Regions from separate parts of the Mus musculus genome. Here all the other regions are linked to region 3. A link is a loop called in an ENCODE intact Hi-C map of the cell type or tissue named here. Cell type or tissue: heart. All regions are shown on one strand.

What was found. A loop is a pair of places that touch in the nucleus more often than their neighbours do. Peaks named below come from ENCODE experiments on the same cell type or tissue, not always from the same donor. Only the 100,000 strongest peaks of a DNase experiment are listed, where the experiment ranks them.
Region 1: it touches region 3 in a loop (1.8-fold over the local background); 2 of 42 quality-filtered maps call a loop at or near these places.
Region 2: a loop joins it to region 3, with 2.0 times the contacts of the local background. A loop is called at or near these places in 2 of 42 quality-filtered maps.

What each region holds. Positions count from the first base shown.
Region 1 is chr13:35,383,913-35,386,412 of GRCm38, forward strand. No RefSeq gene overlaps it. Among named protein-coding and RNA genes, the nearest start is that of Gm22674, 92 kb to the left of the region's middle. In heart, no CTCF peak of the experiment used is centred here; no DNase peak of the experiment used is centred here; H3K4me3 peaks cover 285 bases; H3K27ac peaks cover 812 bases.
Region 2 is chr13:35,394,561-35,397,060 of GRCm38, forward strand. No RefSeq gene overlaps it. Among named protein-coding and RNA genes, the nearest start is that of Gm22674, 100 kb to the left of the region's middle. In heart, no CTCF peak of the experiment used is centred here; a DNase peak (open chromatin) is centred at 1,311; H3K27ac peaks cover 785 bases.
Region 3 is chr13:35,502,722-35,505,221 of GRCm38, forward strand. No RefSeq gene overlaps it. Among named protein-coding and RNA genes, the nearest start is that of Cdyl, 160 kb to the right of the region's middle. In heart, no CTCF peak of the experiment used is centred here; a DNase peak (open chromatin) is centred at 1,030.

The sequences.
Region 1 (2,500 bases), 120 kb before region 3:
CTCAGGGTGCTTTGTTTGCTACCATCAGAAAATGCCACAGACCAGACAGCTTAACTAATCTACAGTCCGAGGAGGCTGGCACGCTGGTCAAGATGGCAACAGATTTGATGTCGGGGGAGGGTCTCTTGCTGACAGAATATCTTGCTATTTCACATGGCAGAGGGAGAGGGAAAGGGTGAGAGGGCAAGCAAGCATTTTTTTTTTAAATCACTGGCTCTTTTTTTGCTGTATATACTTCAGGAACACAAAATGCTTTATTTAATATGTTCATCCTGAGTGGATTAATACAGTCAAGAAGATCAACGTATTGGACACCCCTTCCCTCATTCTCCTTTTCCCTGACTCTGTGGCGAGCATGATCTCTTTTGCTCTGTAATATACATGCCCACCAGAAGAGCCGCTTCAACAAGGGCTTCACAACACTAGAGCAACCCACTTTTATCAATAGAGAAGCTTTTATCTTATGGAGAAGCTTTTTCTCTATAAGCTGACAACATTGAACATTTGTTACAGGGACAAGCAAACCAACGCAGCATCAAGTGAGGTCCTGCAGTACTTTTTATGTATAGCTAACTTCTCTTAGTTTCATGTCATCCAAATCCATCCACAATACAACGGATGGAATTTTCTTCCTTTTGGAGACTGGGTGAAACTCCATTGTGTGAGGCTTAAGAGATGCGTCAACTGTTAAGAGCACTTGTAGGGATCAGGGTGGGGTTCGTAGAACTCACAGTCATCCAGTTTCTCTTCTGACTTCCTTATATATGTAAACTAAAACTAAGCAACTATTTTAAAAGATTCCACTGTGTGTGAATATCGTAACTTCTTTCTTTGCTTGTCTTTACTGGACACTCAGGTTGAGTCTACTCTGTCGCTGCTGTAGATCTCTAAGACAATGATTCCATTTCCATTGGGCAGTACTCCAAAGAGGATGTTTTGGATAATGACCTACTTTTACTGTCTATGTTAATTTACATCTGAAGGGTGCCAAGAAACCCCCTTCTCGTCTTCAGCAATATTATATCACATGGCTGTTTACAACAGCCAGTCTACCAGGAGACTGCACTGTGACTTTTCCTCGTCTACCCCTGTCAATGGGTGATGCCAAGCTCACACACTGTTCACCACTTCCATGTCTATGGTCATTTTCTCAGTTGGTTTTCCCCTTTTGGGGGTGGGGGGGCTTCAGGCTTGACTTTGTTTTCATTTGCCATTGAATTATACGAGTTCCTTATATGTTTCAGATATTAACCCCATATCATATCTGTGGATTTTGAATTTTTTTTTCTCTCAGGCTGCCTGTCCATCTCATTAATTGGTTCCTTTGACCAGCAGAATCTTCTAGGCATGTAATCTTTTTGTTTTGTTTCTTTTTAATCTTATTGCCAAAACTTTTAGCATTACCCATATATGTATATATTGTATACATACATATATATTGTATCAGAAACAATGCCAAGGAGCTTTCTTCCAGAACTTTTATGATCCCATACCTTTTAATCCATTTCCAGTTGGTTTGGAACATGGTGTGAATCCAGTTTTCACACACAATCATCCTAGCACATTTGCTGAACAATCTGTTTCTCCTTGAATGGTCTTAGTGTTTCCATTTCGTTATAAGGACACCATTCCCATAAGACTGAGGTCCTGTTCTTACAACTTCATCTAACCTTGTGTCTCAGAGACCTACCTCCAAATACTACCATATTACGTTCATAACTTCAACATGTAAATTTGTGAGGACAGAAGCATTTGTTTCACATCTGGCATATGACATCTCCTCCTGGCTAGGGGCTTATGTTCCACTGAGGGGCTACCAGCTGTGCAGCAAGAATAATCTTTCCTGATGGGCACATTTGTGTCACTCAAGTGCTAGATAGACATACTTTCTTGACTTGGGGGGTTTCTTAGGCTTTATCTCCAGGTCTCTGCTTTGAAGTATGTGTTTCTCGTCTGGTTTCCATGGTTTCTGTCTGGCTAGTCTCTCTCTCTCTCTCTCTCTCTCTCTCTCTCTCTCTCTCTCTCTCTCTCTGCCCTCCCCTTTTATAAGGACAGTATATTCAGCATATCATTGGATGCTGTTCTTTATAAGATCCCATATCTTTGGTGGACCATTGTGCAGCCAGAGCATAGTTTGTGTGTCTCCATGCTGTGTCATCACCAATTTGGTTGGTGACTCTGATAACTAGGGAGCTGGGACCTGCAGGGATTAGAACACAGTGATTTGATGGTGACAGACAGGCTGTGAAATAGGAAAAGATGTGGTTTTTGCCTTAGATCAGTAAAGAAGTAAAAGCAGTACAGGAAGATATAGGAAAATCTATGACATAATTTCTATAAGGGAATTTATGTCAAATAAAGCACATTTTACAGGATGTCTCCCTTAGGCAAAGCCCAAGGATGCCCAGAAACTTGAATGCCCTCCTAACAGGGAGGTGATCCATGCTACCATTATATTCAAGAGGAGGAGAGGAGAATGGAGGAAAGCCACTCTTCTCCT
Region 2 (2,500 bases), 110 kb before region 3:
AAAAAAGGAGGAAAGAGGAGAAGTTACCCCAGCAGCTGTGATTGTTGTCGTTGTTGTGTTTGTTTTTGCTTTATGGTCTACCATGGCATGAACCGCTCTGCTTCTTAGCACTCTCCCCACCACTATGTGAAAATGTGAGTCAAAATATTCCTTCCTACCTTGCACTGCTTCTATCAGATATTTTGTCACAGTGTCATAGGAGTAACTAACACACTGTTTAGTTTAATGGCCTTTAATTTAAAGTCCATTAAATAAAATCCCAGACAAATAAAATTCAGAACCCCAGAATGGACCCACATATCCCCATGAGCACTTTCCAGGAGCCTACCCTTACCAGATATAAGATACTCAGCTTATCTGGATAGTAGATAAATGATGAATAACTGCTAATATTACCATGTCCCATGTAGCATTTGGGGCATGTTTATGTCATAAAAATTATTCCTTGTTTATCTGAAATTCAAACATAACATGAATTCCTCTGTGTTCAATTGCTAAATCTGGTAGCCACCAGTACTTGTCACATTGCAAGTTGTGAAAGATGGACAGTCTGATGCACTGCTTGCGAAGATGGCTAAGTGCTATGATACCCCAGATGGCTGGCTGGGTTGCTCTGGGGTTTGTTCAGACCTTTGTAAATGTGTCACTGCATTTAGCAGCTATTTCCGGATCTCTGGTCCAACTAGTTTAACCAGAAGAACATTTCCTGTTCCATTGCCTGGCAATCCAAAGACAAGCTGTGTACCACCACAGTGCGATCAATGCTGTGTGCTACTGAAGACACACCACACCCCTTTGGTTCACTCTGATATCCTCAGTGCTGACTCTCCACCTTGGACAGAGAACACGGTGTCAGCCACAGTATCACTTCCAGATGTAGCCACATTATTGGAATCACTTCTGAGAGGTTAGGGAAAGAACAGGACAAAGGTTTAAGAGGCATTCGAGACCACATAGCATATGTATCTCTGGATTTGTGGCCAGTGGGGAGCATGAAAAGAAATACAGATTTGGAGTCAGCAAGTGTGGCTGTCACTGGAAGGAATTGGCTCCCACGTCATCCACAGAGGAAGAACAGTGACAAATGAAAACTCAGCAACCATCAAAACTGTCTGGTAAGAAACAGTCAAAAGGAGCAGTATATTGGTGGGGGCTGTCTGCATCACAATGCTCTGAATGATGGGCTGGAAATGCTTCGTTTGCTCTTTGTATCTTTGGGACATTGCCCATTGCTCACAAACGCAGCCCATGTGAGGTCAGGGGTAGCTTGCTCCCTGGCTCACAAAGGAAAACGCTGTGGTTGGTTTATGGAAATACTTCCCTGCTGAGTCACCTCAGCAAATGAGACTTGGCTGGGATTGACCCTTACTCACCCTGTTCTGAGTCATTCCTATAAGTAGAGGACTGTTTATCCAGGAACGAAACAACATGATCAGTATAGACGCTCTCCAAATGTCATCTAAAAACAGTTCTTTGAGGAAAGCTGCCAAAGGGCTCATACCTCAACAATTTGGTGATGGCCTTAGCATTAGCAAATGAAAGGCTGAAAGGGCATTTGAGAATGGATAGAAAGAATGGAAGGGGGCAAAGCAGAAAAGCCTTTTTTTTTTTTAATTTCAAAACCAAATTTTGCTTAATGTCTATTGGTAACAAGAAAACAGGACATTGGTCCCCTGTTGTTTGATTTAGGTTTGATTCAAGCATTCAGGGCACAAGCATGCTACCTGAGTATGAATTGGGCAATGTACACAAGTCAATGGAACTTATGGCTTGCTCTGGGACCTAAGGCTGGACCTCCTTGGGTTACTCTAGAGCCTTGATAGCCTTATCATGGCCCTAATGGCCTTGGACTAGTTGACATCTTTATTAGGGCTCTCTTATTGTTATACTTCTTGGCAAAACTCATGTTCCCCTGGATCCTGCACTCTACTTCTGAAGGGTTTCATAGCTTTGTTATCAGGGTTTCTTAATGTCACTTCTGTGCCATTGTCCCGACTGTCTGCCTATGATAGAGTTCTTGGGTATAGTCATATCTACACATGACTCTCAGTTCTTGAAAGATCCTGGATCAAAAGAACTAAAGTCATTTTTAGAACAACCCACTCTTAAGATAAGGAAACAACTCCACAGAGTGTTTATCCCAGGGGGAAAGGTCTCGTGGCCTCCTCCTCTCTCAACATTCAGCCTCTGAACAGAGGATTAGGATGGCTCGGTGGGTTAAGGAACTTGCTGTGATCAAGCCACTGGACCCATATGGTGGCGACAACTGACTGCTGCATGTTATGCAAGCTATCCTCTAATTTCTACTGAGGCTCCATGGTACCTGGGCATGCTCATAAATGCATGTACACAGGTACCCAAATGCATGCACGCACGCACACGCACACGCACGCACACACACACTTTAATTCTGGAAAAAAAGAATAAGAATTCTAGCTCATGAACTTTGATGGATACCCTCAGACCCATAGCAAACTATTTGAAGAAGCCAATGAGCTGC
Region 3 (2,500 bases):
ACAACAACATGTATGTGGTGTGTGTGTGTGTGTGTGTGTGTGTGTGTGTGTGTGGTGTCTCACATGTTTTCCCTGATTCTAACATGTTCTTCACAAACACAGTTCAGAGGAAGGAGCTCTGGCTGAAGGCTATGGTGACCTATACTTACACTGCAATTGACTTGCTATATGGCCTTAGTAAAGATGTTTCCCTGCTTTAAGTCTCGTTCTTTTCAACTGAGGTGACATCACAAACACTCTCATGATGCCAAAATGAGCTGATGAATTGCAATGTGGTGTTTTGAGGTGCTGAGTGCCTCGTAGATTATTCATAAAGGCTGTATTCATAATGGTTATCAGCCCCTATGGATATGTGGGGGTATATGCTCCCTGGGGAGAGAGTAAACTTTGAATGCAATTGTAACGGAGTGCCCCTGTGTTCTAGTGTCATTTCTGATGGTAAACAATGCCAACACAGTAACAAATTGCCAGAGAGTTTTTCATTAGTCATCAGAGTGTAAAAGATTTGATAAATAACGAGAAAATGTTGGCTCTTTTGAGGTGGGAAATCCATGTTATTGACAAGAGCAAATTACATTTCTTTGAAAAGGGTGGGGTCACGGGTTTTAGAGTATTTGCCTTGCTGCTGGGATAAATGAACAGCCGCCCCCCTCCCCCGGGAGCTCGTAAAAACTGTCCCCAGCCAGCCCCAGCCCAGCCCCCACCCTCACTTTGTTCAATCATTTGTGTGACAAGGCTGAGTAGCAGCCTGGCGTGGGCCCTGAAGACAGAGAAAGAGGAGAGAGACTCAGTGTTCGCAGAATTTGGGGAGCCGGAAATACAACGGCAGCGGTAACATTGCTTTGAGGAGGTATGCCAGGGAGTCTGGGGTGTTATGGTACCCTCTGTTCTCGTCCAGTCTTCGATTCCCAGCAGCTGCCCACTGCTCTTCAGCTCTGGCGCCGAGCCGGCACATGCCTCCCTCCAGAGCCGCTGCCAGCCTCACTCCTCCACCAGCAGCTGTTGGCCCAGCCCCGGTAGGGCAGCATGACCGCTGGCACCAGTGTGAGCAGGGCACATCTGCAGAGCGTCCCCTGCCCTTGGCTTCATGCCTATGGCTTTATGCCCTACTATGCAAGAGGTTCCCAGCTGGTGCCACTTGACAGGACCCCCTTCTTCACCATGGAGGCTGCAGTGGGTTAGCTTTTTCACCCCTGAGATGTTCCACTCTGCTGTGAGCAACGTGGCGTTTTCCAGACACATGTTCATCTTTAACATTTATTTCCAGACTTAGGGGGTGTTGTTAAAATTCCACTGGTGACCTTTGTAGAGTGTAAATGAGTTAGCCCACGGGTGTTAGGAGGAAATGGTATTTTAAAAACCAAAGCACCAAACACACGAGGATATTATGCTAAGTGAAATGAGCCAGTCACAGAACAACAAATATGGTTATGATCCACTTACACGAGGTATCTAGATTAAGTCAAATTCCCAGAGGCAGAATGTAAAATGGGGACTGCTGCCAATGGGAAGAAGGGACACTGTGGAGGAAGGACACTGGAGAGGAGGGACACTGGGAAAGAGGGACAGGGAGAGTTAGGAATGAATGGGACAAGAGCCTGGTTCTATAAGACAAAGCCACGTTGGAGGTAGGCAGTAAGCTCTATGTTATGAACATAAATGCTACAATTAACTTTTTCAAGAAAATGTAAGGGTCAAAGACATGTCGCAAAGTGTAAAGATGCTTGCTACCAAGCCTGACGACCTGAGTTTGCTCCCTAGGACATACATGATGGAAAGAAAGAACTGACTTCCAAAAGCTGTTCTCTGACCTCAAATGTCCATGAAGAACACACCAATATATATATTTGAAAGAAATGTTTAAACAGAATACCAAATACAGAAGCCACAATATTCATGGTGTGACAATCACAAGAAGGATTAGAATTCAAGGGCCATTAAACTAATAATTTTAAAAACTCCTTCAAATAGAAACACATATTTTCTAAATTAAATCTTGGTTTTACCGGTTGGAAATTTTCTCTTAGAAAATAGCTATCCCGAATTGCATTTATAAGACAGTGATAGGATCTAGAGCAATGGCTCAGTGGCTAAGAGTCCTTTGGTGCTGTTCCAAAGGTTCCCAGTATTCACACCAGGTAGCTCAGATTACCTTAACCCCAGCTCCCTGGAATCCAAGGACTGCTCACAACCTCTGTGGACACCTGCACACAAACACACATAAAGCAAATATCTAATACCATCTAATAACACTTGGCTGCAAGCATGTAAACCCTTCGTAAAAAGGAGACCAGAAATGGAAATTCAACTCATAGCACCTGTCCAAAATGTAAGAGGACGAACCTCACAGACAGATTTAAAGGCTAGACTGTCTTTTTACCTAACTGTGCCTTCCTCAGAATTGAAACCACAGCTCTTAATTCTGAGTTGACTCCTTTCCTCCCCACTTTAGCCAAAAGGGCAACCAGATTCATAAGACTCCTCAGGCTAGTGTTGAAAG